2 separate regions of the Homo sapiens genome follow, and region 2 is linked to region 1. Evidence: read pairs that join two places in POLR2A ChIA-PET (ENCODE). Cell type or tissue: endothelial cell of umbilical vein. All regions are shown on one strand. Links, peaks and the distances in the headings refer to the core of each region. The heading gives the core; the rest is flanking DNA.

Region 1 (15,171 bases), core at 3,198-11,197:
CCCAGGAGTTCACGACCAGCCTGGGTAACACAGGAAGACCCCATCTCTACTTTTTAAGTACTTTTTTTTTAAATCAAAAAAGAAAAAAGAAAATTACAAAACAATATCCCTTATAAATACACAGATGCAAAAGTCCTGAAGAAAATCCAATGACGTATTTAAAAAATGGATATACACCATTGATAAAAGGAATTCATCTCATGAATGCAAGGATAGTACAACCTAAGGAAATCAATCAGTGTAATACATCACAGTAACAGAACAAAAAAGAAAAAAACATGATCATCTTAATAGACACAGAAAAAAAGTTCGATAAAATCTAACACCCTTTCACAATAAAAACGCAAAACTAGGAATGGAAGAGAACTTCCTCAACCTGATAAAGGGCATTTATGAAAAACACTGCTAACATCAAACTTAATAAATAATGAAAGCTTTCCCCCTAGAATCAGAAACAAAGCAAGTGAAAATTACAACTTTGGCTAGTTGTGGTGGCTCACACCTGTAATCCCAGCACTTTGGGATGCTGAGGCAGGAGAATCACTTGAACCCAGGAGGCAGAATAAAATTACAATTTCAGAAAAAGTATGTGTCTTGTATCTGCCATTGTGAGCTTGACAGCTTGCCAACACTCGAAGATTTTTGTGACTGGACATGGCAGCTCACACCTGTAATCCCAACACTTTGGAAGGCCAAGGCAGGAGGACTGCTTGAGCTCAGGAGTTTGAGACCAGCCTGGTCAACACAGCAAGACCCCATCTCCATTTTTTTTTTTTTTTTTTTTTTTGAGATAGAGTCTCTGTCACCCAGGCTGGAGTGCAGTGGTGTAATCTGAGACCTGTCCCGAGACCAAAAAGTTTGAGAACCACTGCCATAGAAAAGCACCAGGACATGTACCAAAATGGTCTCGGAAGCATTGTTTCTAATCACAACCCATTGGGAACATCTCACATACCCATCAGCAGCACAATATGTTATATATATATATATATATATATATATATATATGTATGTATATATTTAGTGCTTCAGACAAGGGAGGTCATGCTCAAGGCAGCCTACTCTCAAATCTTCATCCAAAGAAATCCTGAATGTTCCCTGGGTCTCTGCTGGATTCTAGAACTCTTGTCCTCACCCTTAGCTACTGCAAATGAATCTTGGTCCTATGCCCACAGCAATTAGTCCCAGCCCTGGCATCATTCCAAAGGAAAAATGTTAAATCACACCTGCCCGAGGCCTCTGGAATGGTTCAAAAGCTTAGGGAAAAGGGTGTACAGGGTAGGAAAGTGGGGTGAGTGAGGCATTACCTCCTCAGCCAGAAAGCGCAGTTTTGCCAGGAGCTTCTTGGCCAGTGCCACCTTCTTTTGCACATTGCGCCGTCTCAGGCCGCGTAGAAGTCGCAGTCCTTGCTTAGCCAAAAGGTTCTGGGAGGGCAAAAAGACAGCATGAGCGGAAGGCCCCAGCTAGGCGCCCCTGAGTCCCTTCCCGAGGCCGTACCAGGCTGTGCACCAGGAGTTTCCCTCGGCATCGATCCAGGGCATTGGGCCGGGTCATCGTCCTGCGCTCGGCACCGTGGCAAAACTGTCTGCAGTGAGCAGGGATGTGCACAGCAGACAGGAATCAAAGGAAAGGAGAAGGACAGTGACCTTGGGGCCACTTGCTCTGAGCTGACCTCCCACCCCCAGCCTCCCTCATAGCCCTCTCAGTCTTGGGCTCTGAAGAGGCACCCTTTCTCCTGCAAAGCTGGCCTATCTCTATTTGGACCACTCCCAAAAATCATTAAGGCCAGCCTTGCTCTTGAGCTCCAGAGCTCGCTAATACTTAACCACCTACTACCCTGGCTACCCCAGGTGTGGCCCATGGACCAACAGCACTGGTATCACCTGCAGGCTATTTAAAACTGTAGGACCTCAGCCCCACCCCAGGCCCTGCTGAATCAGAAGCTGCGTTTATGCCCTCGGGGATTCCTAAGCACATTGAAGCCTCAGACGTCTCCACCAGCTTGGCTAACGTATAGCTTGAACATTACATGCCCAAGCCAAATGCATACTTTCCAATGATCCCCCCCGCAAAACAAAACAAAACAAAACAAAAACCCTATTTCACCTCAGAACTTTCGAGTCATCTCTCACTGCTCTTTCTCTCTTATTCCACATCAATTCATCAGCAAATTCTTTATGCTCTACCTTCAAAAAATATCCAGAATCTGGCCAGGTGTGGTGGCTCAGGCCTGTAATCCCCGCACTTTGGGAGGCCGAGGCGGTGAATCACTTGAGGTCAGGAGTTCGAGACCAGCCTGGCCAAAATGGTGAAACAACTGTGTCTACTGACGCTGAAAGGTTGAGCATGGTGAGAACAGAAAAGTGACCACCTACAGCCTCCTACCTCACTGCCTCTCCTGATCAGGGTCCTTGGCTGAGTCCCTGCTTCCTCCCTGCCTCTAAATGCTGGAACGCTCCAGGTTCTCAGATTTCTCTTTTCTGTGCTCTGTTAATGCTGTTATCCAGCTCCATCTACATAATGATAGTTCCCAAATTGACATTTCCAGCCTAGAATTCTCCCCAGAACTCAACTCATATAGCTAACTGCCTACCACACATGTCCACTTACAATTCAATAAGAATTTCACAGTTAACATGTCCAAAACTGAGCTCCTACTATCTGCCTTCCCTCAGATCCCACCTCATCCCTGCTTCCATCAGACCTTCTCCTTTGTTTTCTGTTGAAAACAGATTTTTTTCTTTTTTCCAAAAAAAGAAGATTTTGGCTTGCATAACTATGCAGTTGGTGCAGCCTTAAACTCCTGGACTCAAGCCATCCTCCCATCTCAGCCTCCTGAGTAGCTGGGACTACAGGTGTGCACCACCACACCCAGCTAACTTTTGTATTTTTCATAGAGACAAGGTCTTCCTATATTGTTCAGGTTGGTTTCAAACCCCTGGGCTCAATTGATCCTCCCACCTTGGCCTCCCAAAGTGCTGGGATTCCAGGTGTGAGCCACCATGCCCAGCCCACAAGCCAAAATCTTAGCAAGTCCTGAGGTATCACCCCCAATTCCAAATTTTCTCTGGAATCCATTCACAGCACTCCATCTCCACTGCAACCATCCCCTAGATCAGTTCATCGCCACCTGTCACGTGGATTATCACAATAGCCCCTTTACTAATCTCCCTGCTTCCTCCCCCACTGATCCCTTTTAAGGATCTATGTGTTAGAGTGTATCTTTTTCCTTTTCAAAACATTCACTGCCCCTCCCCCCCCATTTCACTCAGAGAAGAAGCCAAAGTCATTAAAATGGCTTGTGAGGCTCCCACAGGATCTGTCCCTCCCCACCATCATCCTCCTTCCCCTGGCCTCCTCCAGCCTCTTCTACTATGTCACACTGCTGCAGTCACACTGGTTCTGTGCTCCTCCTCAAACACTCCAGGCATGCTGTCCCCTCCACCTGGAACACCATTACAGGCAGGCTTTCTCCTCCAGCTTCATGTCACCTTCACGGTGGCCTCCCCTCCACACCCTTTCTGAAATTGCAGTACCTCTTTCTAATGCTTCCTTGCTTCGCGTTCTTTCTTAACACTTATCCTACTTAGTATTTTTCTATCTGTTTACATGCTTATTTCACATGTCTCCACCCTTCCCCAACCTCTACACCCAAATGTAAGCTTCAGGGTTTTTTTTTAAAGTCAGGGTCCCATTCTGTCACCCAGACTGGAGTGCAGTGGCGCAATCATGGTTCACTGCAGCCTTGAACTCCTGGGCTCAAGATCTTCCCACTTCAGCCTCCCACAAGTAGCTGGGACTACAGGCATCAGCCATTGTGCCTGGCCAACTTCAGGGATTTTTGTGGGCAGGAATGCTTTTTCACTGATATTCCTGTGCCTAAAACAGTGTCTGGCATAGTAAGTGCCATAAATAGTTATCAAATAAAGAACCCTTTTGAGAAGAGGATCTGAAAATCACTTAAGTACCTGGAGCAGGTAATGGAATTCAGGGCAGTAGTGAAGGTCAAAGATGGAAGTAACTAGAACATGTTTTTTTTTTGTTTTCTTGTTTGTTTGTTTTTGAGACGTAGTCTTGCTCAGTCACCCAGGCTGGAGTGCAGTGGCGCAATCTTGGCTCACTGCAACCTCCACCTGCCAGGTTCAAGTGACTCTCCTGCCTCAGCCTCCCAAGTAGCTGGGAGGTACCCACCATTATGCCCGGCTAATTTTTGTATTTTTTTGGTAGAGACTGGGTTTCGCCATGTTGGCCAGTCTGGTCTTGAACTCCTGACCTCAAATGATCTGCCCGCCTCAGACTCCAAAAGTGCTGGGATTACGGGTGTGAGCCACCGCACCTGGCCGAACATGTTTATGTGGTTACAGCAATGACCTGGTAACTAGGGACCAATCAATGATGAAGGGGAGAAAATTGACAATTACAGAACTAATTCCTCCAGTGATGAAATCCAGATCACAGCTGTGGTCACTGGAGCAGGAAAGGAGGAGAGCAGATGGATGCAGAAGCCGGCAAGGAGGTAGACTGGGTGTGGGAAGGTGATTAGCAGGAACAAGTGTGAAAGAAAGGAGGCGAGGTTTGAAGAGACACGGGATAAGCCTCTAGGAGCGTGGGAAAGGGAACTCATGGAGATGGAAAACAGCTGAGGTGCCAGAGAATCAGGGGAAGCCTAACCCCCAATAATCTCATCAGCTCCCTGGATAGGAATAATTGTCTTCTCATTTTTCTGTAAGGTGCTGAGCAAATGCAGCTGCAAGCTGCCCTTGGGTCCAGACAGCCACCGAGAGTCTCCCTTGCCCTGGAGTTGGCCCAAGTACAGGCAGCAGTAGGAGTGGCTCTCAGCTCACCTGCTCCCAGCCACCAGTACTTCCAGTGCCTGCTTGAGCTGTGCACAGGCGCCAGGCCCCGGCTTGCGCTGCAGTCTCTCAACCTCCTGCAGCCCCTGGTCCTGTGCAACGTGGGAGAGGGTCAGAGTCTTGAGGGTCCCTGACTCAGACCTCTTGTAGACCACACCCCCACCCAAGGCCCCACCCACTCACGACCACACCTCTTGGCCTGCCCTTCTTTGGCTCCATCAGGTTGATGGCTCCATCTTTCTAGCCCGCTACTGGCTCCACCAAATGTGCGGCCCCACCATCCGTACCTCTACCCATCTCCTTCATCCAGTCCCTTCCTGGGTCCACCAATTCTGAAACTCTGTCCTCCCACAACTCCTGGCATCCTCGGTTCGCCCAGAAGCTGTGCTCTTTGGCCCTTGCCCCCCTGGCCTTGCACCAGCAAGGTGCTGGCTCTCTAGTGCCTGCCCATTAGCCCCACTGCAGAGCTTCCTTCAAAGGCTGCAGTGTCCTAGGCGTCCCTACGGCCCGGTCTCTCCCTGTGGGCGCCAGCCTTGCCCTTACCAGCCTCTCGGCCACTTTGCGCACGCAGTTGCTGCTCTGCAGGCGCCAGGTGTGGTCCTCCCAGCAACTCCACACATGCATGCATGGCTTGCAGTGACAGAGGGGCAAGCAGAAGTATGGCCTGGCAGATGGAGAGGAGGCTTCGCGGGCATTCTGGGTTCCTGGAGACCTCCCAAACCCCCCCTTCCAGCCACCGGCAGCACTCACCCACTGCCGTCCATGGGCTCAGGCCGCTGAGCATGGGTCCCCAGTTCTTCCTCCTCTTTCTCCTCCTCTGGCCTGGCTCCCAGCAGAGGCTGAGCCTCCACGGCTGCACCCTCAGTTCCCTCCCCAGCCCTGGACCCTCGGCCCAATTGCTCCTCCAGACGGCCTGCGCGACCTGCCCCAGAGCAGCAAGGGTCAGTGGGCGCCAGGCTGAGGGCTGGAACCCCCCCTCAACCACCTCTGCCTCAACAGAAGTCAGAACCTGCCCCTTACTGAAAGTCAACACCCCTTCCAGGGTTCTAAGGTCTGAAATGGCACTCAGGGGTTCGGCTAGGCCACACACCAATGGAGATCTCGAAGCTGATGGGCTGGGAGGCCACGGTGGGGTCGATCATGGTGGCCTCGAAGAGCACACCGAAAAGCAGGAAATCTTCACAGGGCGCCAGGACATTCTGGGGGAGGCCATCAGGCTGGAGTCAGCACCTACTCTCCCAGGGAACAGCCTGGACTATGCTTGGCCGCATTGCCCACAGAAAGAAGTGCGACCAAGGCTTGGAAGTCACTGCAGGTTTCTTACTCCCTCTCCCTCCTCCCGGCCCCAGCATTGGCCCTGGGTATGGGTCCTCTCTCCCACAACATGTGTGCATATACCAGAGCCCATGTGGGCACACACCTCACTCTTCGCCCAGGCCCCCAAATTGAGACCCCTGTCGTGGTGTTTAATGCCTGAGAGTGGATTCCACCTTCCAGAGCTGAGGTGACCCCGCCCCCTTTGCTACCCCCCAGCCCCCACCTCTGGCAGCGGCAGCAGCTCCTCCACCTCCACCTCCATGGCACGGGGGATCTCAGGCCCCTCGGCACCGGGGCTGGCGTCCAAGTGCTGCGGAACCGCCTTTGGGGTCTGATCCCTTCTGGCTTTCTTTTTCTTCTTTCGGGTGAGCCGGGACAACGTGGACCCCTGCTGGGCCTGGGGAGGCTCAGGTTCAGCTCTCCCTTCCAACACCTGCATGGACACAGCCAGCAGAAGGCGGCCGCGGAACCAAATGCCTTGGCCAACGCCTTCGTTGAGACCTTGAAGACTATCCCGGAGCCCCGCGCCGGGGGGCGAGCCATAGAGGGGCACCCAGGCCGGGCCGAAGGTAGGGTTAAACCCCGCTGTGGGGAACAAGAGAAGCGTGTTGGAGGGGAGCGTGGGGAGGGCGAGTGCTGGTAAATCTCTGCACCTCACCCTGATCTCCTCCAAGTATTCGGGGGTGAGGGCAGGGGAGGGGGGCTAAGCCGCTCTGAAACGGAAGAAGTTGGCCAGCAGCTGCGGACGCGCCGCTGTGGAACACGACCTGGGGCGCCTCCAAAACAGCTCAGCGCCCCAAGGAGCTGGAAATCGCGGGAGCCCGGCCTCGGGGGACGCAGCCTGAGCCCTGGGGGCGGGGTCGGGATTGGGGCGGAGCTACGGGCGATCGGCCAGGCCTGGGGGTCGGGGAAAGGAGTGGACCGGCAGTGTCAGCGTGTGCACAGCTGTAGAAGGGTGGGACTGGGCTGGTTACTGGACAGGCGGTTGTGGTCAGAATTTTGCCAACGGAGCCAAACCGATGGTGGGGTTCACAGTCTGGGGGCGGCTTGAAGCAGTTTGTTTTGCGGGCGGACCAGCCCTCCTAGGCGGAGCGGGGTCGCGAGGATGGGGCTTGCGGTTGGGAATGGGCCCTATGGAGCCCTATGGACCGAGGCGAGTGAGGCCAGATTTGCCGCGGCCAGAAGCGCTCACCCGCGCGGCCCGGATGGGAGATCCGCCTCAGGTCCGGCACGTGCGTAGCGAGTGCCGCGTCGACCAGGGGCGCGTCGTCCCGCAGCTGCAGGCGGAGGCTGCGCGTCAGCGGCGGGAAGAGCTCCACGAAGCTCAGCTGCTCGTTCCATTCGGGCGCCGCCGCCTCGGCGCTCACCGACGTCTCGCCCTGAAGGTGGCGTTAAAGACAGGAGAAGGGAGATCAGCGCGGAGTCGGGGCCGGAGCCGCGGCGCCGTGGGCCCCGGAGGGACTTACCTCCTGCCCCAGGAAAGACACCCGCACATAGGGCTCCACCAGGACGCGCTGGTCGTGCAGGGCGCGGACCAGGCTGCCCAGCAGCCCCAGGCGCAGCGCGGGAAGCCCCTCGGCGCGGTACAGGCGCACGCGGAGCCGCGCCCATGGCCTCTCGGCGGGCACCCCGCGCGGCAGGAGCAGGTTCCTAGGGGAGGGGGCACCGAGCGGGGGGGGAGAAACTGGGATCTCGGCCCCTCCCCTTATCCGCGCCCCACGGCCACCCCCGGATCCATGTCCTCCTCCCCACCTCACCCCGGCTCACTTCTCGATGTCCGAACAGTGCCCTGGGGCCGGGGGTAGCATTGGAGGGGGCAGGTCCCCGCGCGCCCTCACGGACAAGGTGACCTTAATGAAACCCTTGGTCCCGGCGCGGGTGTCTCGGGGATCATGCAGCGGAACCCATCTTTGGTAGAACTGGCCATCTAAGGGCGAAGGGGCGAGCCAGGGGTAAGGGGCGACCGGCGGGACGCACAGGGTGGCCGTGAGGCTATCGGAGTGACGGACAATGGCCAGGGCTTCTCTGGCTCAGCAGGGAGGGGCGGAAGTGCCAAGAGTTCAGCCTCCGCCAGAGATGGCCCTCTCCGAAGTGAGTGTATAGGGGTCCATGCGGAGTCACTGCAGGGTCAATCTCTAGGGCCCTTGTCCGTGCAGAGTCTCAATAAGGGGACGATTCCATACCTGGCTGGTCCAAGATGATGCCCAGGTCCATCCTGAAGGTGCCTATCCGGGTGGCCATAAAGGGGAGGGTCTGCGAATGGAAAGCCTTGGGGGAAGGTGGTGTTAGTCCTGCAGCTTTCTCATCCCCCCTTCTCTGAAGGACACTGGTCACCCCTACCCCACTCACCGTGATCTCCAGCAGCAAGTCTTGGAGACGAAGCCGCGTGTCATGAAATTCGAACAAGAAGTACTGAATTGAAGTGGGGATGAGAGGTCAGATGTGAAGGGCTCCTGCCAGCTTACCCAGGTCTCTTGCTCAGAAGACCCTCCTTCCCCCACCCCCAACCCTCTCACTGCAAGCTTTTCCTGGATCAGCAACCCCCCAACCCCAACCCATAGGCCCAGCATCTGGCTCCATTTCCACCTAGGCCTCACCCGCTCCGGGAATAGTTCTCACATCAACCCCTCCCATTCTGTCAGGCTCGCCCTCTTCTGTGGTGGCACCCACCTCATTGTAGAAGGGGCAACTGGTCCCACGCTGTGTGGCGGTCACACGGCGCTGCCCCCCCACTTGCACGGCCACATAGGGGTTAATGTTGACTCCCACCAGTTTCTGGGCTTCCAGCACAGTGACTCCCACCTGAGAGGTACAGAAGGATGAGGAAAGGAAGCCAGACCTGCCTGGGTGGAGGGAAAGAACATGCGTGCCAGAAGAGGTAGTACTTCCAAGGGTTAGGCCCTGGAAAAAGAGTAGTACCTGGAAGTCTTGAGCTCTGGACACCTGGAAGGGATCCCCATGGGCCAGGGCCCTGGCGCGGCTGGAGAGAAGCTTAAGGTTAGCACTCACTTGGTCCCTCCCCTGCACACGCACACGCGCGCACACACACACACACACTTGCTTGGTGCTGGGAATGATGTTTTCTCTCCCTCTGAATTTTTGGATTCCAGGTCCTTCAGGTCATGTCTTGCTGCCTCCATCTCAACCCTGCACCCACAATTTGACTCATTCCTGGAGCCCGAAACCATTCATTCATGCAACAGAGGTTTATTGAGTACCTACTATGAGCTAACACTGTCCCAAGCACTGGGACGCTGTAGTGAAGAGACAAATCTTGCCCTCATCAAGCTTTCATCCCCTGCATGTGTGTGAGCCACTGTAACTATGTGTATGAACATGGCAGTGTCTATGCCTATGAGCAAGTGACTGGAGAATCCACCCTTCCCACACCCCCTGGGACTGTGTGTTTGTGAGGGCAGATGGGTGTGGGAGCAGGTGTGCCGTGGGTACAAGTTACCTCTTGAGGGGGCTGAACATAACACCAGAAAGTTCCACGTCAGGCTCATCATCCAGGTCCTGCTCCAGCTCAAGCTCCAGCTCATTCTCTTCATCGTCCTGCTGGCCTAGACTTCGAGCTAGCCTGCGGCCTAGAGCCACTGCCCGCCGCTCCAGCTGGGCCTCCCCAGGCCTGATAGGAAAGACCCTCAAGGGACATGCCTGGAACCCATCACCCATCTCCAGGCAATCCCTTGACTTCCTGGAGCCTTGGACTGACCCCTGACCCTTGAACTGATCCCACTGATCCTAGGACCAGTTATTGACCTTGTGGCTGACTTCACTGATCCCAGGACAGACTCTTAACCCTGGGACATTTCTAATTCCAGAACTGACCTCTGATTCTAGGACTGACCTCTGACCCTGGAACTGATTCAGTTCTGACCCAAGACCCTGGGGCTGCCCCCATATCACTGGCTCCTAACTCCAAGACTGACTCAGTGACTCCAGGTCATCCCCACATACTTACTCCAGTTCCTGGAAGCCCACATTGGGGATGATTAACTCGAAGCTGGGGAATAATAAATGAAAGGACTAAGAGGAACATTCCTAACTACAGAGCGGCACCTGCTCAGCACACGTCCAAGGGTCACTGAATCGGCAGATCCAGAGTGGAACCGGGCACTACTTCTCCCTTTCCAGGGTCTGCCTGGGCTGGGACCACCAGGTCTTGCTTCAGTTGCTGAGGGGATTACCTGTCCTGGATGGGTGCCCCAAAGTCCTCCTCTGACCAGGCTCCAGTAGCGCCCTCTGGGGGCTGGTACTTCAGGTCAAGCTCCACCTGGATCTGAAACCAGATACAGTATCCCCTAGGGCCCCCCATCTAACTGCCCTGGGTCTAAGAGAGGCCCAAGGACAATGCCAGTGCCTTTTACTACAGGCGGCAGAGATCTTTCTGGCCAGCATCCGTGGTGCCTTGTGGTTCCTCTCTGATCATTAATAATGTAGACTACTCATAACCTATTAAGAACTAAGTAACTAGGCAAGTTTCCTCGTTATTTTTTTCTTTCTTTTTTTTTTTTTTTTTTTTTTTTTTTTTAGTATTGATGAGGTCTTATTATGTACCTTGCCCAGGTTGGTCTTGAGCTCCTGAGCTCAAATGATCCTTCTGCTTTAGCTTCCCAAAGTGCTGGGATTACAGGCATGAGCCATTGTGCCCAGCCGCAAGTTACCTCTTGAGGCCCAACAGGATTCCAAAATTGTCTCATTTTTGTTGGAAATCCCTTACGGTGGCCTTCACTACTCTGCCTGGTCTGGCCCCACCAACCTTTCCAGCTCCATCTCACTCCAGGCACCCCAGCTGTGCTCCTTCAAGGCGCTGGACTTTTGCATATGCCTTTTCCTCTGCCTGGAACATTCTCTCCTCCCAGTTAACATCTGTTATCCTTCAAGTCTAAGTTCAGGTACTATTTCCTCAGGGAACCTTCTCTGGCCCCCAAGTAGATCATACTCCCCTGTGGTACCCTCTCCCAGCCCCTACCAGCTTTCTTCTAACACCTGCCAGTTCCAGTTTCACACTTACTTGTGTGAATATTTGTTTAATGTTTGCCTCCCTTCCAAGGGTGTGAATCTTTATCTGGTTTTGCTCACCACGGAATCCTCATTGCTCAGCTCAGCATTTGGCTTATCATAAGAGCTCAACAAATGATGACGGACTGAACAAAAGAACTCCACATTATATAAATGAGAAAATAGCTTCCAGGCCAGGTGCGGTGGCTCATGCCTGTAATCCCAGCACTTTGGGAGGCCGAGGGTAGATCACAAGGTTAGGAGTTCGAGACCAACCTGGCCAAGATGGTGAAACCCAGTTTCTCCTGAAAATAAAAAAATTAGCTGGGTGTGGTGGCGGGCGCCTGTAGTCCCAGCTACTTGGGAGGCTGAGGCAGGAGAATCACTTAAACCTGGGAGGTGGAGGTTGCACTGAGCCGAGATTGAGCCACTGCATTCCAGCCTGGGTGACAGAGCAAGATTCCGTCTCAAAACAACAACAAAAAAAGAAAACAGCTACCAAATGCTAAAGAACGTGTACAAGTTCCCAGACGGGAAATGGCAGATCTGAGATTTGAAGTTAGGTCCATGTCTACTAGGCTATGAGCCCTTCCATGAAACACCAGGAAAATCCAGCCAGGTTCATCTTTGTCTCCCAAAAGAATTGATTGCTGAAAGGAATCCTGGCTGGAGGCCTTGTTACCACTCCTCTCTGGGTCTTAGGTTTTCCCCTGTGAGAAATGGAACCCTTTATCTAGAGGTACTTAAGGGTGGCAGCCTGGGGGCCAGAGGGGCTCACCGGGGACACTTGAAGATTCTCATCCACTAGGGCTTCCCGTAGCACCAAATGCCCAGCATTCTGTAGCTGCTGCAGGGAGATCACCAGGGTCCCTAGAGGCCTAGGGGAGTGGCATAGAGCAAAAGAGTGACCCAAGAGAATGGCTCTAAGTCACCCCCAGCCCAACCTGCATCCCTGTCTCCCCAGGCCTACTCACCTAAGGCTGAATACACGGCTGCAGTTGACCACCTGCACAGACAGACACTCCCCAGCCAGTGGAGCCCCATAGTGGGGCCATCGGAACAGCTGGGGACAGGAGGAAGCTTGTGACACCCATGCTGTGCTGACCCTAAACTCCAATCCAAAGCCCATTCTTGGCTGGGCACAGTGGCTCACGCCTGTAATCCCAGCACCTTGGGAGGCCAAGGCAGGCAGATCACTTGAGATCAGGAGTTCAAGACCAGCCTGACCAACATGGTAAAACCCCTTCTCTACTAAAAATACAAAAATTAGCCAGGTGTGGTGGTACATGTCTGTAATCCCAGCTACTCAGGAGGCTGAGGCAGGAGACTCGCTTGAACTTGGGAGGTGAAGTTTCCAGTGAGCTGAGATTGTGCCATTGCACTCCAGCCTGAGTGACAGAGTGAGGCCCTGTCTCAAAAAAAAAAGAAAAAAAAAGAAAAAAAAAAACCCTATTCCTAACCCTCAGACAGGAGCCAATCCTCCAGACTTAGAGCTAACTTTAGGACTAACATCCCCAAACCTGGAAGGGATCCCTGCACATGGGTTTGAATCTGAGTGAGGGCTGATCTGGGACTAACTAGTGATCAAGAATGAATTCCCCCAGTCTTGCAACTAATTTGTTCCAATCTGGGTCTGATCTCTCAGGCCTCAGACTGACCCCACCTCCCAAGACTATACTTCCCCAAACCCAGGAATGAGCCCCTGAACCCCAGGTTGGACTTGGATGGGAGACAGATCAGGAACCAACTGTACTGACCTCACCGATATCTGCTTCTGGACCACAGTGAATTTTTCTTGTTTTCTGGGTAAAGCCTGCTCAGAACTGAAACTAGTCATATATCAGCCCCTCCCCCCACACACACAAAAATAATTTGCTTCCCCCACTCTTGGCCCAGTGTCAAGTCCCTCCTGGATTCACCCTTAAAGAAAGGTAGACAATGGGAAGGAAAGAGGCAGAGGGTTGGAGATACCAGTGTGGGTAGAGAAAAGAAATGGGCTGTAGAGATGGGAAGGCATTGGGTCAAGGGCCCCCAGTTTCAAATATCCTTAGGGCGCCCCTGCAAGCCTCACCTCGAAAGGTGAGCTTCACTTGTCGGTCGTGGGTGCCGGTCAGCCCTGTTAGTCGTTGCACGCGTTACCGTCAGAGCCATGGTCCCAGTGGCACTGGCACTTCCTCTGCCCGTCTGCCCTTCTGCCCACCAGCCCGCCCACCTGAATCGCCTCTGACTCACTGGACTCACCCAGCAGGTTTAGCAATCCCTACCCTTTAGTCAAACACACAGGGAGCAGGCCTGGGGGTCATGGGTGGGGAGGGAGGAGAGGACCGAGGGATAGGGGTAAGGTCCTGGAGGTCAATTCAGCCCTCCCTGCCTCCACCAGCTGCAAGCTGGCAGGACTGCCTCAGCCTCCATCCTGCATCCTCAGGGAGTGAGAGCTGTGATAGGGTGGGAGGGAGGCAAGGGGAGTGAACAGGACCCCAGTCTGCTCCCTGCCAGCCGATGAGGCCTCAAGGACATGGACCTCATGCCTTTTCGTTTCTTTTTTCTTTGTTTTTTTGTTTTTTGTTTTTTGGTTTTTTTTGAGATGGGGTCTTGCTCTGTCATCCAGGCTGGAGTGCAATGGCACGATCTCAGCTCACTGCAACCTCTGCCTCCTGGGTTCAAGCAGTTCTCCTGTCTCAGCCTCCCGGGTAGCTGGAATTACAGGTGTCCACCACCACAGCTGGCTAATTGTTTGTATTTTTAGTACGGACAGGGTTTCGCCATGTTGGCCAGGCTGGTCTCAAACTCCTGATCTCAGGTGATCTGCCCACCTCAGCCCCCCAAAGTGCTGGGATTATGGGCATGAGTCATTGTGCCCGGCCTCTCCTCTTTTCTATCTCTCTCTCGCTCTCTTTTATTTTTATTTTTTTTACTTTCTTCCTTCTTTCTTTCTTTTCTTTTTTTTTTTTTTTTTTTTCCTGAGATGAAGTCTCACTCTGTCGCCCAGGCTGGAGTGCAGTGGTGTGATCTTGGTTCACTGCAACCTCTGCCTCCCGGATTCAAGCAATAGTCCTGCCTCAGCCTCCCACACAGCTGAGATTATAGGTGCCCGCCACCATGCCCGGCTAATTTTTTTTTTTTTTTAGATGGAGTCTCCTTCTGTCGCCCAGGCAAGAGTGCAATGGTGTGATCTTGGCTCATGGCCACCTCTGCATCCCGGGTTCAAGCGATTCTCCTGCCTCAGCCTCCCAAGTAGCTGGGATTACAGGCATATGCCACCACGCCTGGCTACTTTTTGTATTTTTTTAGTTGAGACGGGGTTTCACCATATTGGCCAGGCTAGTCTCAAACTCCTGACCTTGTGATCCGCCTGCCTTGGCCTTCCAAAGTCCTGGGATTACAGGCATGACTCATTGCGCCCTGGCTAATTTTTGCATTTTTAAGTAGAGACGGGGTGTCACCATGTTGGCCAGGCTGGTCTCAAATTCCTGACCTTCAGTGATCTGCCCATCTCAGCCTCCCAAAGTGCTGGGATTACAGGAGTGAGCCACCACGCCCAGCCCCTTCCTTTCTTTCTTTTTCCTTTTTTTAAGGCAGGGTCTCACTCAGTTACCTAGGCTGAAGTTCAGTGGTGCAATCAAGGCTCACTGCAGCCTCAATCTCCCAGGCTCAGCCTCCCAAGTAGCTGGAACTACAGGCATGTGCCAGTGGGCCTGGCTAATTTTTGTATTTTTTGTAGTGATGGGGTTTTGCCATGTTGCTCAAACTGGTCTCAAATTGCTGGCCTCAAGTGGTCCTCCCACCTCGGACTCTCAAAGTGCTGGGATTACAGACGTGAGCCACTACACCTGGCCTCATGTTGTTTCTTGTTCATCTTCCTGTTCTCAGTGCCCAGATCAGGGTTTGGCACATGGTAGACCCTTAAAACACTGAACAAATGGATGAACTAATAAATGAATCCCTTAGCCCTCAGAAGTAGTGCTGTAGGCATTCAACACATTTATTGAATTAAAAA
Region 2 (15,171 bases), core at 2,755-10,754, 190 kb after region 1:
AATTGCACCTGGCCTCTTTTCTGTTTTTATTTCCATTTTGCCAGTGAGAAGGCTGAGGTTACCTCTTTTTTTTTGAGACGTAGTCTCGCTCTGTTGCCCAGGCTGGAGTGCAATGGCATGATCTCTGCTCACTGCAACCTCCACCTCCCATGTTCAAGCGTTTCTCCTGCCTCAGCCTCCTGAGTAGCTGGGATTACCGGTGTACACCACCACGCCTGGCTAATTTTTGTATTTTTACTAGAGATGGGGTTTTGCCATTTTAGCCAGGGTGTTCTTGAACTGACGTCAGGCGATCCACCCACCTTGGCCTCCCAAAGTGCTGGGATTACTGGCGTGAGCCACCACGCCTGGCCAGGTTATATCATTTAACAAACATTTGACCACCATGTTAAGGGCACTGCTTGTTAGATGCTGGGGATGCCTATGAGGAGTTAATTGCCTCTTGGGAGAGATCTGCTTAGATAGGCAGTTTCAGCATAGAGTGATGAATGCTGTGGCCCAGAGGGTAGGTTAGGTTGCCATGGGAGAATGCAGGTGTGAAGGAAGTCCTTCAGGGAGGTTCCAATGGCTAATCCTGGTCATGAAGGACCAGGAAGAGAAAGCAGCTTGTTTGGCCAGGTGCAGTGGCTTATGCCTTTAACCCCAGCACTTTGGGAGGCTTAGTGAGGGAGGGGGCAGATCACCTGGTCAGGAGTTCGAGACCACCCTGGCCAACATGGTGAAACTAGAGACTAGCCCGTCTCTAGTAAAAATACAAAAATTAGCCTGGCATGGTGGCTTGCTCCTGTAATTCCAGCTACTTGGGAGGCTGAGGCAGGAGAGTCGCTTGAATCTGGGAGACAGAGGTTGCAGTGAGCCAAGATTGTGCCATTGCACTCCAGCCTGGGTGACAGTGCAAGACTCCATCAAAAAAAAAAAAAAAACAAAAGCAGCTTGTTTATACAAAGGCCCTGGAGGTCGGAACTGCAGGGTGTTTGGATGTGGCAGGAGTATGGGTGGTAAGAACAGTAATAACCCTTTTTTCTTTTTCTTTTTCTTTTTTTGTGACGCAGTCTTGCTCTGTCTTCCAGGCTGGAGTGCAGTGGCGGGATCTCGGCTCACTGTAACCTCCACCTGCCGGGTTCAAGCAATTCTCCTGCCTTAGCCTCCTGAGTAGCTAGGACTACAGGCGTGCACCACCATGCCTGGCTAATTTTTTATATTTTTAGTGGAGACAGGGTTTCACCATGTCGGCTAGGCTGGTCTCGAACTCCTGACCTCATGATCCGCCTGCCTGTGCCCCACAAAGTGGTGGGATTGCAGGCGTGAGCCATGGCGCCCAGCCCCCGCCCCCCCCCCCCCCTTTTTTTTTATACACAGTTTTACTCTTGTTCCCCAGTCCGGAGTGCAGTGGCTCGATCTCAGCTCACTGCAACCTCCGCCTCCCGGGTTCAGGCAATTCTCCTGCCTCAGCCTCCTGAGTAGCTGGGATTACAGGCGTCTGCCACCATCCCCAGCTGATTTTTTTTTGTGTTTAGTAGAGATGGGTTTTCACCACATTGGCCAGGCTGGTCTTGAATTTCTGATCTCAGGTGATCCGCCCGCCTCTGCCTCCTAAAATGCTAGAATTACATGCATGAGCCACCATGCCCAGCAAGAACAGTAGTAACCCTGCAAGCTTATTGTGTGCCAGGCTCTGCTAAATAACTTTTTTTTTTTTGACGGAGTCTCGCTCTGTCATCCCGGCTGGAGTGCAATGGTGTGATCCCGGCTCACTGCAACCTCTGCCTTTTGGGTTCAAGCGATTCTCCTTCCTCAGCCTCCCCTGTAGGTGGGATTACAGGCGCATGCCACCACGCCTGGCTAATTCTTGTGTTTTTAGTAGAGGCGGGATTTCACCATGTTGACAAGGCTGGTCTCAAACTCCTGACCTCAGGTGATCCGCCTGCCTCAGCCTCCCAAAGTGCTGGGATTACAGGTGTGAGCCACCGGGCCTGACCTGTGCTAATAACTTTTATCTTCACAACACCTATATGATGGTTTGAAGTAGGTGCTGGTGATATCCTCATTTTACAGATGGGGAGCCTGAAGCTCAGAGAGGAAATGACTTGTGCAAGTTTATCTGGAAAGTGGTGGGGCTGAGGTCCAAACTCAGGCACTCTTATTCCAGAGTTCTGGCTCATAACCGCTGTGTCCCACAGCCCCTCTGCTAAAGCTTGCCTGCTTCTCTCCTTTTAAGCTCCAAAAGAGAGTTTCTTTTGGCTTGGTTATAATGGCTAACTCACTAATGGCCCAAATGCTGCGCTGAGTACCTTGAATATGGTTCTGTAGGGGAGCCGCTGAACTGTTTTTTTTGTTTGTTTGTTTTTGTTTTTTGAGACAGAGCCTTGCTCTGTTGCCCAGGCTGGACTGCAGTGGCGCGATCTTGGCTCACTGCAACCTCCACCTCCTGGGTTCGAGCGATTCTCCTGTCTCAGCCTCCTGAGTAGCTGGAATTACAGGCGTGTGCCACCATGCCCGGCTAATTTTTGTATTTTTAGTAGAGGCGAGGTTTCACCATGTTGGCCAGGCTGGTCTTGAACTCCTGACCTTGTGATCCACCTGCCTCAGCCTCCCAAAGTGTTGGGATTACAGGCGTGAGCCACCGCGTCCGGCCTGAACTGTTTTAAAATAGAAGTCTTATGATCATACTTACATTTTAGAAATATCACTGTAGCAGCAGTGATGAAGATTGGCAACAGTGTAATTAACTGGAGTCAGCCTTACCTCGGTTCAATTCCTTGTCCCAATACCTGACTAGCCTTGGTATTTGGGAAACTTACTTTGTGAACCTCAGTTTTCACATCCATAAAATGGGAATAATCCTCATTACAAACCTAAGAGGTAGACACTAAATGGGCTGATATAGTTTTTATATATATGTATATATATACCAGAATAGTATCTATCTATCTATCTATCTATCTATCTATCTATCTATCTATCTATCTATCTATCTATCTTAGAATAGTATATACATATATATCTTAGAATAGTGTATATATATATATATATATATATATCTTAGAATTGTGTGTATATATGTATCTTAGAATAGTATTTGTCATAAAATAACCACTGAGAAGATGTCATCTCATGAGACAGTATTGATTTGGATCTGGGGAAGGTATAGCTGGAGGATTGGAGCTCTGTCAAGAGCTGCTGGAGTAATCAAGATTAGAACTGATGCAGGGCTGAACTGGGCATCCACTTGGCAATGGCTGAGACTTAGAAGCAGGTCCTACAAAATGTTGTCCGAGTGTGGGAGGTGAGGGAAGGAGAAGGAGGTAAGGGAAGTGCCCATGTTTCTAGTTTGGCACACTTGCCAATCTTGAGGGCTTATTTGATGGGGACAAAAGGAGAAGGAACTTGTAAGGGTAAGATGATTAGCTCAGTGAAATTGAGTAATATGCGAAAGGTCATACAGCAGATACATTTTAGGGCCAACCCTGGCACAGGCCCTTTCCACTGCTTCTGGGAAAATCCACTGATTTAATCGACTCATTCTCAGTAGTTTGGAATGAGTAAACTCAACTCATGTTTGCTGTCTCTTTGCATTTTAATTATGGAAGGCAAAGCTTGACTCTTGCAGAAAGCATTTCAAGTATCTGGGAAGAAAGTGGGTGAAGTTTTGAGGCCTATTTCTTTCTTCACTCTTCTTTTTTTTACGACAGAGTCTTGCTCTGTCGCCAGGCTGGAGTGCAGTGGCTCGATCTTGGCTCATTGCAACCTCCACCTTCTGGGCTCAAGCAATTCTCCTGCCTCAGCCTCTTGAGTAACTGGGATTACAGGCACCTGCCACCACGCCCGGCTAATTTTTTGTATTTTTAGTAGAGACGGGGTTTCACCATGTTGGCCAGGCTGGTCTCAAACTACTGAACTCTGGTGATCCGCCCTCCTCGACCTCCCAAAGTGTTGGGATTACAGGCGTGAGCCACCGTGCCTGGCTTCTTCCCTCTTTTCATTCTTGCCTGCCCTTCCTTCCTTCCTTTCTTTTTCTTCCTCCTTACCTCTTCTGCCTTTCCTCCCTCCTTCCCTACCTTGTCAAGTAAAAGGGACTAATTCCCTTTCTTCTAGTGTGACCTGGGAAGAGGTCCTACTTGAACCAATTTGTCACTTCCCTACGACTAAAGATACGCTCTTTATGCACTTTAGTATATTGGATACTGTTTGTTAATTTTTAATAATATTGACTATAATTCTTTGTGTCTGATGTCCTTTTTGCTAGTATACCACCATTGCCATCACCAGTACCATTTAGAGTTTGCTATGCTAAGCACTTGACATCCATTAGCTCACTTATTCTTCACAACAACCCTAGGAAATTGGGGCTGTTGATCCCATCTTATAGCTGGGCAAACAGGCTCAGTGATTTTTCTTGTCGTCGCTCAGCCAACAATGCCTGGAGCCAGAATTGGTTAGAATCTGAGTCTAAAACCTGTCTGTGCACCCATCCCTAGGCATTCCCTGGCCTTCCTCCACGGCAGAACTTTGGCAAAAGGTCCTCTTGGAGGCTTCTTCCTGGGAGACCCAGGTATCACTGGACCGGCTAAAATTGTTTATGCTTTCTTGGGACAGCAGCATGGGCTGTGGGAAGTCTCAACCTTCTAGGTTCAAGCTGTGTGTGGGGAAAGCTCCTTTCTGCCGGAGATTCTTTGCCTGTAGTAGTTGCCTTTGCTTAGAAGTCACTTCCTTTAGATCTCCTTCTTGTCACCTAGTTCTCTGCTTAGACCTCAGTTCCTCAGAGAGTCCTTTCTTTTTCTTTTTTTTTTTTTTTGAGACAAGAGTCTCGCTCTGTCACCCAGGCTGGAGTGCAGTGGCATGATCTTGGCTCACTGCAACCTCCACCTCCTGGGTTCAAGCAATTCTCCTGCCTCAGCCTCCCAAGTAGGTGGGACTACAGGTGCCCACCACTAAGCCTGGCTAATTTTTGTATTTTTAGTAGAGACGGGGTTTCACCATATTGGCCAGGCTGGTCTCGAACTCCTGACCTCAGGTGATCCACCTGCCTCGGCCTCCCAAAGTGCTGGGATTACAGGCGTGAGCCATTGTGCCTGTCTTGAGAGTCCTTTCTAACAGCCGTATCTAAAATAGTCCTTTCCATGTCGCTGGTTCACATTATTTTGTTGTTTTTCCCACAATTACTTATCTCTGTCAGAAATGATCTTTATATGCTCGCATGGCGCAGTGGCTCATGCCTGTAATCGCAGCACTTTGGGAGGCTGAGGTTGGTGGATCACTGGAGGTCAGGAGTTCGAGACCAGCCTGGCCAACATGGCGAAACACTGTCTCTACTAAAAATACAAAAATTAGCCAGGCATGGTGGTGCACGCCTGTAATCCCAGCTACTGGGGAGGGTGAGGCAGGAGATGCTTGAACCTGGGAGGCGGAGGTTGCAGAGAGCCGAGATTGCACCTTGCACGCTGGGCTGGGCGACAAGAGCGGGACTCTGTCTCAAAAAAAAAAAAAAAAAAAAAAGGCCAGGCGCGGTGGCTCACACCTGTAATCCCCAGCACTTTGGGAGGCTGAGGTGGGTGGATCGCCTGAGGTCAGGAGTTCGAGACCAGCCTGACCAATATGGAGAAACCCCTTCTCTGCTAAAAATACAAAAATTAGCCAGGCGTGGTGGCACATACCTGTAATCCTAGCTACCAGGAGGCTGAAGCAGGAGAATCTCTTGAACCTGGGAGATGGAGGTTGCAGTGAGCCGAGATCGTGCCACTGCACTCCAGCCTGGGCAACAAGAGCAAAACTCTGTCTCAAAAAAAAAAAAAAAAGAAAAAAGAAATGACCCTTATGTATGTGCTTATCTTGTTTCTTAGCTGCCTTCCCCACTAGAGAACAGGGTCCGGGTGCCTTGTCCTCCCATTGTCTATTTCCAGTACCTGGCACACAGCAGGCTCTCAATGAATATTTCTTGAATGAGGGGGGCATAAAGATTTAAGCTGGTCTTTCACCTGAAGTGTCCCTCAATTTAAAGTGGTTGTATTGAGTTAAAAGGCACTGTCACCCTTTAATGGAGGTTGAATCCCAGCCTTGTGGTGAGCACCATTAGATTATCCCAAAGCCTGTTCTGTAGTTTCTGGTGGTTGGCATTTTATTCCTTGAGAGTCCCAGAGACTTTTTTCCTCGAAAGTTCCAGAGTTTATTTCCCTCTACTCCTGTCCCAGAGCTGATTCACTGAAAGGTCTTGTTCCATACCCATCTATCACTTTTAATTCTTTGTTGTCCCTCTTTTCCCTGAGCACAAAGGGATTGCTGAGGGCAAGACTTCCAGTTACCATAGCGACAGTACTCTTTTGCCTCTCCCAAAATAAAACCCAGAGTCTTTGTCAGTACATTAACTGTAAATGTGATATGAATTCAGAAAATATGGGCGTGGTGGCTCACACCTGTAATCTCAGCACTTTGGGAGGCTGAGGTGGGCAAATCACCTGAGGTCATGAGTTTGAGACCAGCCTGGCCAACATGGCAATACCCTGTCTCTACTAAAAATACAAAAATTAGCTGGGTGTGGTGGTGTGCTCCTGTAATCCCAGCTACTTGGGAGGCTGAGGCAGGAGAATCGCTTGAACCCGGGAGGAGGAGGTTGCAGTGAGCTGAGATTGCACCATTGCACTGTAGCCTGGGGACAGAGCGAGACTCTGTCTTAAAAAAAAAAAAAAAAGGAAGAAAAATCTGCTATCATTTATTGAGTACCTACTTGTTTTTTTTTGAGACGAATCTCACTCTGATGCCTGGGCTAGAGTGCAGTGGTGCCATCTTGGCTTACTGCAACCTTCATCCCCTGGTTCAAGCAATTCTTCTGCCTCACCCTCCTGAGTAGCTGGGATTATAGGTGTGTGCCATGATGCCTGGCTAATTTCTGTATTTTTTTAGTAGAGACAGGGTTTCACCACATTGGCCAGGCTGGTCTCGAACTCCTGACCTCAAGTGATCTGCCCACTTTGCCCTCCCAAAGTGTTGGGATTATAGGTGTGAGCCACTGCGCCCAGCTGACTACCTACTTTGTGTTAGATATTTTAATAGGGGTTTTGCAGACCTTTCTCATTTAATTCTCATAGCACCCACGATAGGGGCCATTATCCCCATATCATAAGTGAAGAAACAGAGCTCAACAATGTAGCTTGTAAATAAACTTGGGGTAAGAATCTGAACTCAGGAGCTACTGGACTGAGGTTCGATTGCTGGCTCAGCTCCTTACTATGTGAGTGTCCTTAACTTTCTTTTTCCTCATCTTTATAATGGGGATTAATATAGTACTTCTGTGATTTTTGTAAGGATTAAATTGGTTAATATATGTAAGTTTAATTATTATAAATTTTTTTTTTGAGACAGTCTCACTCTGTCGCCCAGGCTGGAGTGCAGTCGTGTGATCTCAGCTCACTGCAACCTCCACCTGCAGGGTTGAAGTGATTGTTCTGCCTCAGCCTCCTGAGTAGCTGGGACTACAGGTGCGCACCACCATGCCCAGCTAATTTTTGTATTTTTTAGTGGAGACGGGGTTTCACTATGTTTACCTGGGTGGTCTTGATCTCTTGACCTCATGATCCGCCCGCCTTGGCCTCCCAAAGTGCTGGGATTGCAGGCGTGAGCCACCGCACCCAGACTATACATTTTTTTTTTATGCGGGTTTTGTTAGTTTGGATAAGGTTATTTTACATCTACTCTCTGTAAAGTTAGTTTATATCTTTATCATAGTAGTAGCTTAATAGCATTCTTTATTTAATTTATTACATATTTGTTGAGTTTATAATGTAGTCCTACTGTAATGAATTTTGATTAAATATTCTCTTGTTTTTTAATGGATGAACTACATCCAGTTTGCCCAGAATCTTATGTAAAGAGCTATTGGTTTTTCTCATTTTCACAAATGATTTATTTTTATCCTGGACTGTATTCTTCAGCTTGAAATGGCTGAGTCCAAGAGTATAAGCAGTTCCACAGGTTGTTCTTTGCTTCTAGATTAAGGTATAAAAAGATGGCCATGGTCAGGACCCCAGGAGGTGTTCTAGTGTACCTGTTTCCCCACAGCTGGACCAGTGTTAGGTTTTGTCTTTTCTAAAAAATTAGGTATTTCTGCTTGTTATATAATGGTGTGATAATTTTGACACAACATTTGAAAAGCATCCAGTTGCTTTATCTTCCTGTATTCAAGTTATGTTTATATCTAAAGATATGAATATAAGCATAGCAACGACTTTGGTCAGAGAAAGAGGAAGGACCTTTGAGAAGTACTTTGTCTACTTCTGCGTACATCCTGTTACTTTTGATAAGAGGGATTTCTCCTGCCTCAGAGGACCTTGAAATTGGCTAGCACCTCTGCATGTCAGTTTCCTCCCTGTAACTTAATTTTACTTGTATACCATGGTAACATTACATTAGTCCTAATTATATAATCTGGCAGTTGTGAAGATCCAGTAAATAGTAAAATAGTGTAAGAATTAAATTCTTGCATTTAAAAAATTTGCAGGTTTTTTTTTGGATTTTTTGTAGAGATGACATTTCACCAAGTTGCCCAGGCTGGTCTTGAACTCTTAGATTCAAGCTACCTGCCCCTTGGCCTCCCAAAATGCTGGGATTACAGGCATGGGCCTATACTCAGCCTCCCAAAGTGCTGGGATTATAGGCATGAGCCAGTGTACCTGGCCAAAAATTTGCATATTTAAATAACCTTAAAAGAAAAAAATGGGCCGGGCGTGGTGGCTCATGCCTGTAATCCCAGCACTTTGGGAGGCCAAGGTGGGTGCATCATTTGAGGTCAGGAATTCAAGACCAGCCTGGCCAACATGGTGAAACTCTGTCTCTACTAAAAATGCAAAAATTAGCTGGGCAGTAGTGGCATATGCCTGTAATCACAGCTACTCAGGAGACTGAGGTGGGAGAATTGCTTGAGCCTAGGAGGCGGAGGTTACAGTGAGCTGAGATCGTGCCACTGCACTCCAGTCTGGGCGACAGAGTGAGACCCTGTCTCAAAAAAAAAAAAAAGAAAAAAATATGAAGAAACATAAAGAAGCAACCCCACCACCAGAATAAAATAAAATTTTATCATCTAGATAATTCCTGCTGACAATTACTTCTTTGGTGGTTTTTTTTGTTTGTTTTTGTTTTTTGGCTTTTTTTTTTTTTTGAGATGGAATCTTGCTCTGTCACCCAGACTGGTTTGCAGTGGCACGATGTCAACTCACTGCAACCTCCGCCTCCTGGGTTCAAGTGATTCTCCTGCCTCAGCCTCCTGAGTAGCTGGGATTACAGGTTCCCACCACCATGCCCGGCTAATTTTTGTATTTTTAGTAGAGACGGGGTTTCACCATGTTGGCTAGGATTGTCTCGATCTCTTGACCTTGTGATCCTCCCACCTCGACCTCCCAAAGTGCTGGGACTACAGGCATGAGCCACTGCGCCTAGCCTGGAATGGGTTGTTTAATAGATAGCTTATTGTCCTTCACATGTATAATCCTTTACATTATACACTTGTGAAAAATTTTCATTGTGAAAAACTAAAATTTAGGAAAGTATTTAAGAAGAAAGGAACAATCACCAATAACCTATAACTTATTTTTTTCTTCCTGTCTTTACAAAAGAATCAGTGGCTGGGTACCATGGCTCATGCCTCTAATTCCAGCACTTTGGGAGGCTGAGTCAGGAGGATCACTTGAACCTGGGAGTTTGAGACCAGCCCAGACAAACACATAGCAAGACCCTGTCTCTACCAGATAACAAATTAGCTGGGTGTGGTGGCTTGCACCTGTAGTCCCAGGTGCTTGGGAGGCTGAGTAAGGAGGATCACATGAGCCCAGGAAGTCGAGGCTACAGTGATCCAGGTTTGAGCCACTGTAGACCAGCCTGAGTGACAGAGTGAGCAAGACCTTGTCTCCAAAAAAATAAATTCATATGAGTTTTTTTCTTTTCTTTTCTTTTCTTTTTTTTTTGAGACAGAATTTCACTCTTGTTGCCCAGGCTAGAATGTAATGGTGCGATCTTGGCTCACTGGAACCTCCACCTCCTGGGTTCAAGTGATTCTCCTGCCTCAGCCTCCCAGGTAGCTGGAATTACAGGCATGTGCCACCATGCCTGGCTAATTTTGTATTTTTAGTAGAGACGGGGTTTCTGCATGTTGGTTAGGCTGGTCTCAAACTCCTGACCTCAGGTGATCCGGCAGCCTCGGCCTCCCAAAGTTCTGGGATTATAGGCATGAGCCACCATGCCTGGCCTTTTTTTTTTGTTTTTGTTTTTTAAAGAGACAGGTTCTTGCTCTGTCACTCAGGCTGGAGTACAGTGGCACAATCATAACTCACTGCAGTCTCAACCTCCTGGGCTCAAGCGATCCTCCTGCCTCAGCCTTTTCAGTAGCTGGGATTATAAGCCTGAGCCACCTCATCTGGCTGTGTATGAGTTTTAATGTGAGCTCCATGTGGTACAATTTTGCATCCTGCCTTTTTATGTAATATATTGCAAGCAAATTCTTCATAAAATGTGCTGCTATTAAACATTAGACATGTACTCACTTCTGTGATTTTTTTCCATACTCATTTATTGCAAAGAAAGTGTTCTGGTAGGAGGCAGGCATTGCTCTGGCAGTGCTCTGGCATTGCTTGGGCAGTGTAGGCTGTCAAGAGCCAAAGTATAAGGCTGGATGCAGTGGCTCGTGCTTGTAATCCTGTAATCCCAGCACTTTGGGAGGCCCAGGCGGGAGGATTGCTTGAACCCAGGAGTTTGAGATCAGCCTAGGAACATAGATACTCTCTCTGCAAAAAAAAAAAAAAAAAAAAAAAAAAAAGCTGGGTGTGCTGACGCATGCCTGTGATTCCAGCTACTCGGGAGGCTGAGGCAGGAGTATTGCTTGAGCCCAGGAGTCTGAGGCTGCAGTGAGCTATGATAGCGCCACTGCATTCCAGCCTGGACAACAGAATGAGACCCTGTCTAAAAAAAATTTTAAAAAGTCCAGAGTTTAGTGGGAGGAAAGAGTTAGGCTGGGGTAAGTCTGCTGTAAGGAAGTGGCCTGTTCAAGTGCCCTTAGAGTTCAGAGTGGCTACATGTCCATCAGAACCACCACTAGCTCCTCCGATAGCATTTAGGACCCTGCAGATTAGTAGATTAATTACCTCAGTGATCACAAGAAGTGTTCTTTTTTTTTTTCTTTTTCAAGATGGAGTCTTGCTCTGTCACCCAGGCTGGAGTGCAGTGGCGTGATCTCGGCTCACTGCAACCTCCGCCTCCCAGGTTCAAGCTATTCTTCTGCCTCAGCCTCCCAAGTAGCTGGGATTACAGGCGCCTGCCGCCGCGCCCCACTAATTTTGTATTTTTAGTAGAGATGGGGTTTCACCATGTTGGCCAGGCTGGTCTCAAACTCCTGACCTTGTGATCCGCCTGCCTCGGCTTCCCAAAGTGTTGGGATTACAGGCTTGAGTCACCGCACCCGGCCGGAAGTGTTCTTTTATGGGGGCCACTTTTCTTGTAAATGGCCTAATCCAGTACACCTTTTTTTTCCATCAAAAGGAAATTGGCTTTACTGTTTGGTTCTGATCATAAATATAAATTTTATTCATTGCAGCACGAGTACACGAGACAGGATTGAGAAAGGAGAGATTCAAATTGTGACTTCAGATTCAAAGGCAATTAAAGGAATTAAACGTGAATATTTTTACTGTTTTATTGTTCTATGATTAAAAAAAAATCTGGGTAAAACTTATAGGAAAATACAAATGATCAGAATGGACTCAAGAAGTAGGAAATATAGCTGGGCATGGTGGCAGGTGCCTGCAATCCCAGCTACTTGGGAGGCTGAGGCAGGAGAATCACTTGAACCCGAGAAGCAGAGGTTGCAGTAAGCCGAGATCATGCCATTGCACTCCAGCCTGGGCGACAAGAGCGAGACTCCTCAAAAAACAAACCAACAAACAAAAAAAGAAGTAGGAAATATACATAGATCAAAGAAAGTATAAACAATTCTGGGCGCAGTGGTTCACGCCTGTAATACCAGCACTTTGGGAGGTTGATGTGGGCAGATCACTTGAGGTCAGGTGTTTGATACCAGCCTGGCCAACATGGTGAAACCCAATCTCTACTCAAAATACAAAAATTAGCTGGGTGTGGTGGCATGCGCCTGTAGTCCCAGCTACTCAGGAGGCCTAGGCTCCAGAATTGCTTGAACCTGGGAGGTGGAGGATACGGTGAGCTGAGATGGCACCACTGCACTCAGCCTGGGTAAAAGAGTATGACTCTGTCTCAAAAAATAAATAAATAAACAGACCTCGTACAGCCTTCCAAAAGTAGCACCAAGTATTAATATCTCAACTTTTGTTTGCTTCGTTTTTAATTTTTTTTGTTTTTAAGAGACGAGCGTTTGCTATGTTTCTCAGGCTGGTCTTGAACTCCTGGGCTCAAAGAAACAACTTGGCTCTGCCTTCCAAGTAGCTGGGGCTATAGGCATACATTACTGTGCCTGGCATTTGTTTGCTTCCTTTGTAACTCTTTAAATTTCATTGCAATTACAGTTTGCAGTTATTTATCAGTTTGCTGGCTAAATTTTTGTGTTTCCCCGGTAGACTGAAGGGTTCTTGAGGGCAGGAGCTGTGTCTCTTTTGGTCTTGATTGTTTCCTTAAATAGTCGCTGAGCAAATATTTGTTGAATAATGCATCAGCAGATGACTGAATTTAACTGTGAAAGCAGTTGTTTTTTTGTAGTTCTGAGGGGTGGCCCTTGGCCCTTGTAGGTGAGTGGTAAGCAGTGTTGAGGGAGGGTCTTCTTAGTTCCAGAAACCACAGGAAGCTGCACGATGGAGGAATAGGAACCAGTGGAAGACACACCTGTGTTAGAATGAGGACACCAACAGGGTTTCATGGAGCTTTGTGTTTTGAATAATGCCTGTTTTTTTATGTGTAGTGAATGATGCTACACTCTGGGTGGACTTTGCCTAAGTTTCATAAATATTTAATTGGCTTTTTCAGGAGAATAAAGGCAGCCCCGTTGATGACTGAAAATGACAAAGCATCCACCTAACAGACGAGGAATCAGCTTTGAAGTGGGAGCCCAGTTGGAAGCCCGGGACCGTTTAAAAAACTGGTACTTTTACATTTTTCTGTTAATTAAAGCCCTTCAGTAAAGGATTTTTGCCAGCACTGATAGAGTGGTAGCTTAGGCTTTTTTTGTGGTGTTTTTCTACTTCCTGACTCTTGGAAGATGTGAGGAAATGTCAGTCTTTTCTCTTTGATGCAGGGATCCCAGTGTCAGGGTGACTGTCCTGTAACCCCCTGTATATATTTGTTTCCCCCTTTTGCCTGTTCATCTGAAAGAGTTCTGGGAAAAAGAAGCAGGAATGGCTACAGGGAAGGGAAGAGTTAATAGTGGCAGCTCTCTTGCTCCTGGCTGCCTGTCTGAAAAAAGAGGAAAGATCAGGGATGGAATAGTGAAGAAAAAGGGGTTCGATTGGAGCAGCTCATGTGTTGTGAACACCCCATCCTATTTTCTGGGCATGATCTTGTATGTTGAAATACAGTCATCATGTAAGGGCACACTGTCAGGGTGATTAGGTTCAGAAGCTGAGGGGTTATAGTCCCAGCTGTGTCATTGACTTGTGACCTCTGGCTGGTAATTAGCTGCTTTGTGCATTGGCTTATCTATAAATGTGGGTATTGGTAATATTGACCTCATAGGGTTATTCTGAGAATCAAATGATAGAATATGTAAGGAAAGACCTTATAGACTGTGAAGTGATTGTTGTGGTTGAGGGCATCCTAGAATTTGGTCATTTTTTGGTGCTCAAGGTGAGCGTGGGGTTTTCAGAACTTATACCTCTTTAAGGGTTTTTGTTTTTTTTTTTTAGACAGAGATTCGCTCTGTCACCCAGGCAGATCTTGGCTCACTGCAACCTCTGCCTCCCAGGTTCAAGCAGTTCTCGTGCCTCAGCCTCCTGAGTAGCTGGTATTGCAGATGTGTGCCACCATGCCTGGCTAATTCCTTTTTGAGCTAAAGAAGGAAGAGTTTAACCCTTTTTGAGATTCTTTCAAAATAGATTGATCAGCTCTTCAGGTGTAGGAAGATAAGACAGGAGAAGAGAGGCATAGAAGCAGCTGGTACAGAAAACTGTCTTTGCTATTAGAATTAGGTACACTTGGCTGGGCGCGGTGGCTCACGCCTGTAATCCCAGCACTTTGGGAGGCCGAGGTGGGTGGATCACCTGAGGTCTGGAGTTCGAGACCAGCCTGGCTAAAGTGGCGAAACCCCGTCTCTACTAAAAATACAAAAAATTAGCCGGGCATGGTGGTGCATGCCTGTAATCCCAGCTTCTCGGGAGGCTGAGCCAGGAGAATTGCTTGAACCCGGGAGGTGGAGGTTGCAGTGAGCCGAGATTGCACCACTGCACTCCAGCCTGGGCAACAGAGTGAGACTCGGTCTGAAAAAAAAAAAAAAAAAAGAATTAGGTACACTTGGCCAGTTGTGGTGGCTCACGCCTATAATCCCAGCACTTTGGGAGGCTGAGGTGGGCGGATCACGAGGTCAGGAGTTCAAGACCAGTCTGGCCAACATAATGAAACCCCGTCTTTACTAAAAATATAAAAATTAGCCGGGCATGATGGTGCACGCATGTAGTCCTAGCTACTCAGGAGGCTGAGGCAGGAGAATCACTTGAACCTGGGAGGTGGAGGCTGCATTGAGCCAAGATCGCGCCACTGCACTCCAGCCTGGGTGACTGAGCGAGACTCCGTCCCGGAAAAAAAAAAAAAAGAAAAAAGAAAAAATAATTAGGTAATTAGGTACATTTTCAACACAGTTGTTTTTGGGCTATTTTTTTTTTTTGGAGACAAGAGTCTTGCTCTTTCATTCAGGCTGGAGTGTAGTGGCGTGATCTCGGCTCACTGCAGTCTTTGCCTCCTAGGTTCAAGCAATTCCTCTGCCTCAGCCTTCTGAGTTGCTGAGATTACAGGCATGCACCACGATGCCCGGCCAATTTTTTGTATTTTTAGTAGAGACAGGGTTTCACCATGTTGGCCAGGCTGGTCTCCAACTCCTGACCTCAGATGATCTGCCTGCCTCGGCCTCCCAAAGTGCTGGGATTACAGGCGTGAGCCACCAAGCCTGCCTGTTTTTGGGCTATTTGTATTATCTATAATTAGTTCCTTTTTTGGTTTCAGTATATATATATGTGTGTG

The links. Peaks named below come from ENCODE experiments on the same cell type or tissue, not always from the same donor. Only the 100,000 strongest peaks of a DNase experiment are listed, where the experiment ranks them.
Region 2: POLR2A ChIA-PET joins it to region 1 with 5 read pairs; 7 of 35 experiments call an interaction of 5 or more read pairs at or near these places.

What each region holds. Positions count from the first base shown.
Region 1 is chr20:35,594,170-35,609,340 of GRCh38, forward strand. LOC124904891 (a long non-coding RNA gene) reads left to right here and starts at 7,508. Exons shown (of 2, transcript XR_007067570.1): 1 at 7,508-9,167; 2 at 9,281-10,205. It also overlaps the pseudogene FER1L4. RefSeq lists an enhancer at 4,983-5,483 and a silencer at 7,516-7,845. In endothelial cell of umbilical vein, for the core only: CTCF peaks have their summits at 7,525 (motif pointing right) and 10,413 (motif pointing left); a DNase peak (open chromatin) is centred at 7,532; H3K4me3 peaks cover 1,219 bases; H3K27me3 peaks cover 1,409 bases.
Region 2 is chr20:35,788,522-35,803,692 of GRCh38, forward strand. PHF20 (PHD finger protein 20) reads left to right here. Exons shown (of 18, transcript NM_016436.5): 2 at 12,970-13,084. The coding sequence starts at 13,002. Among named protein-coding and RNA genes, the nearest start is that of PHF20, 24 kb to the left of the region's middle. In endothelial cell of umbilical vein, for the core only: no CTCF peak of the experiment used is centred there; no DNase peak of the experiment used is centred there.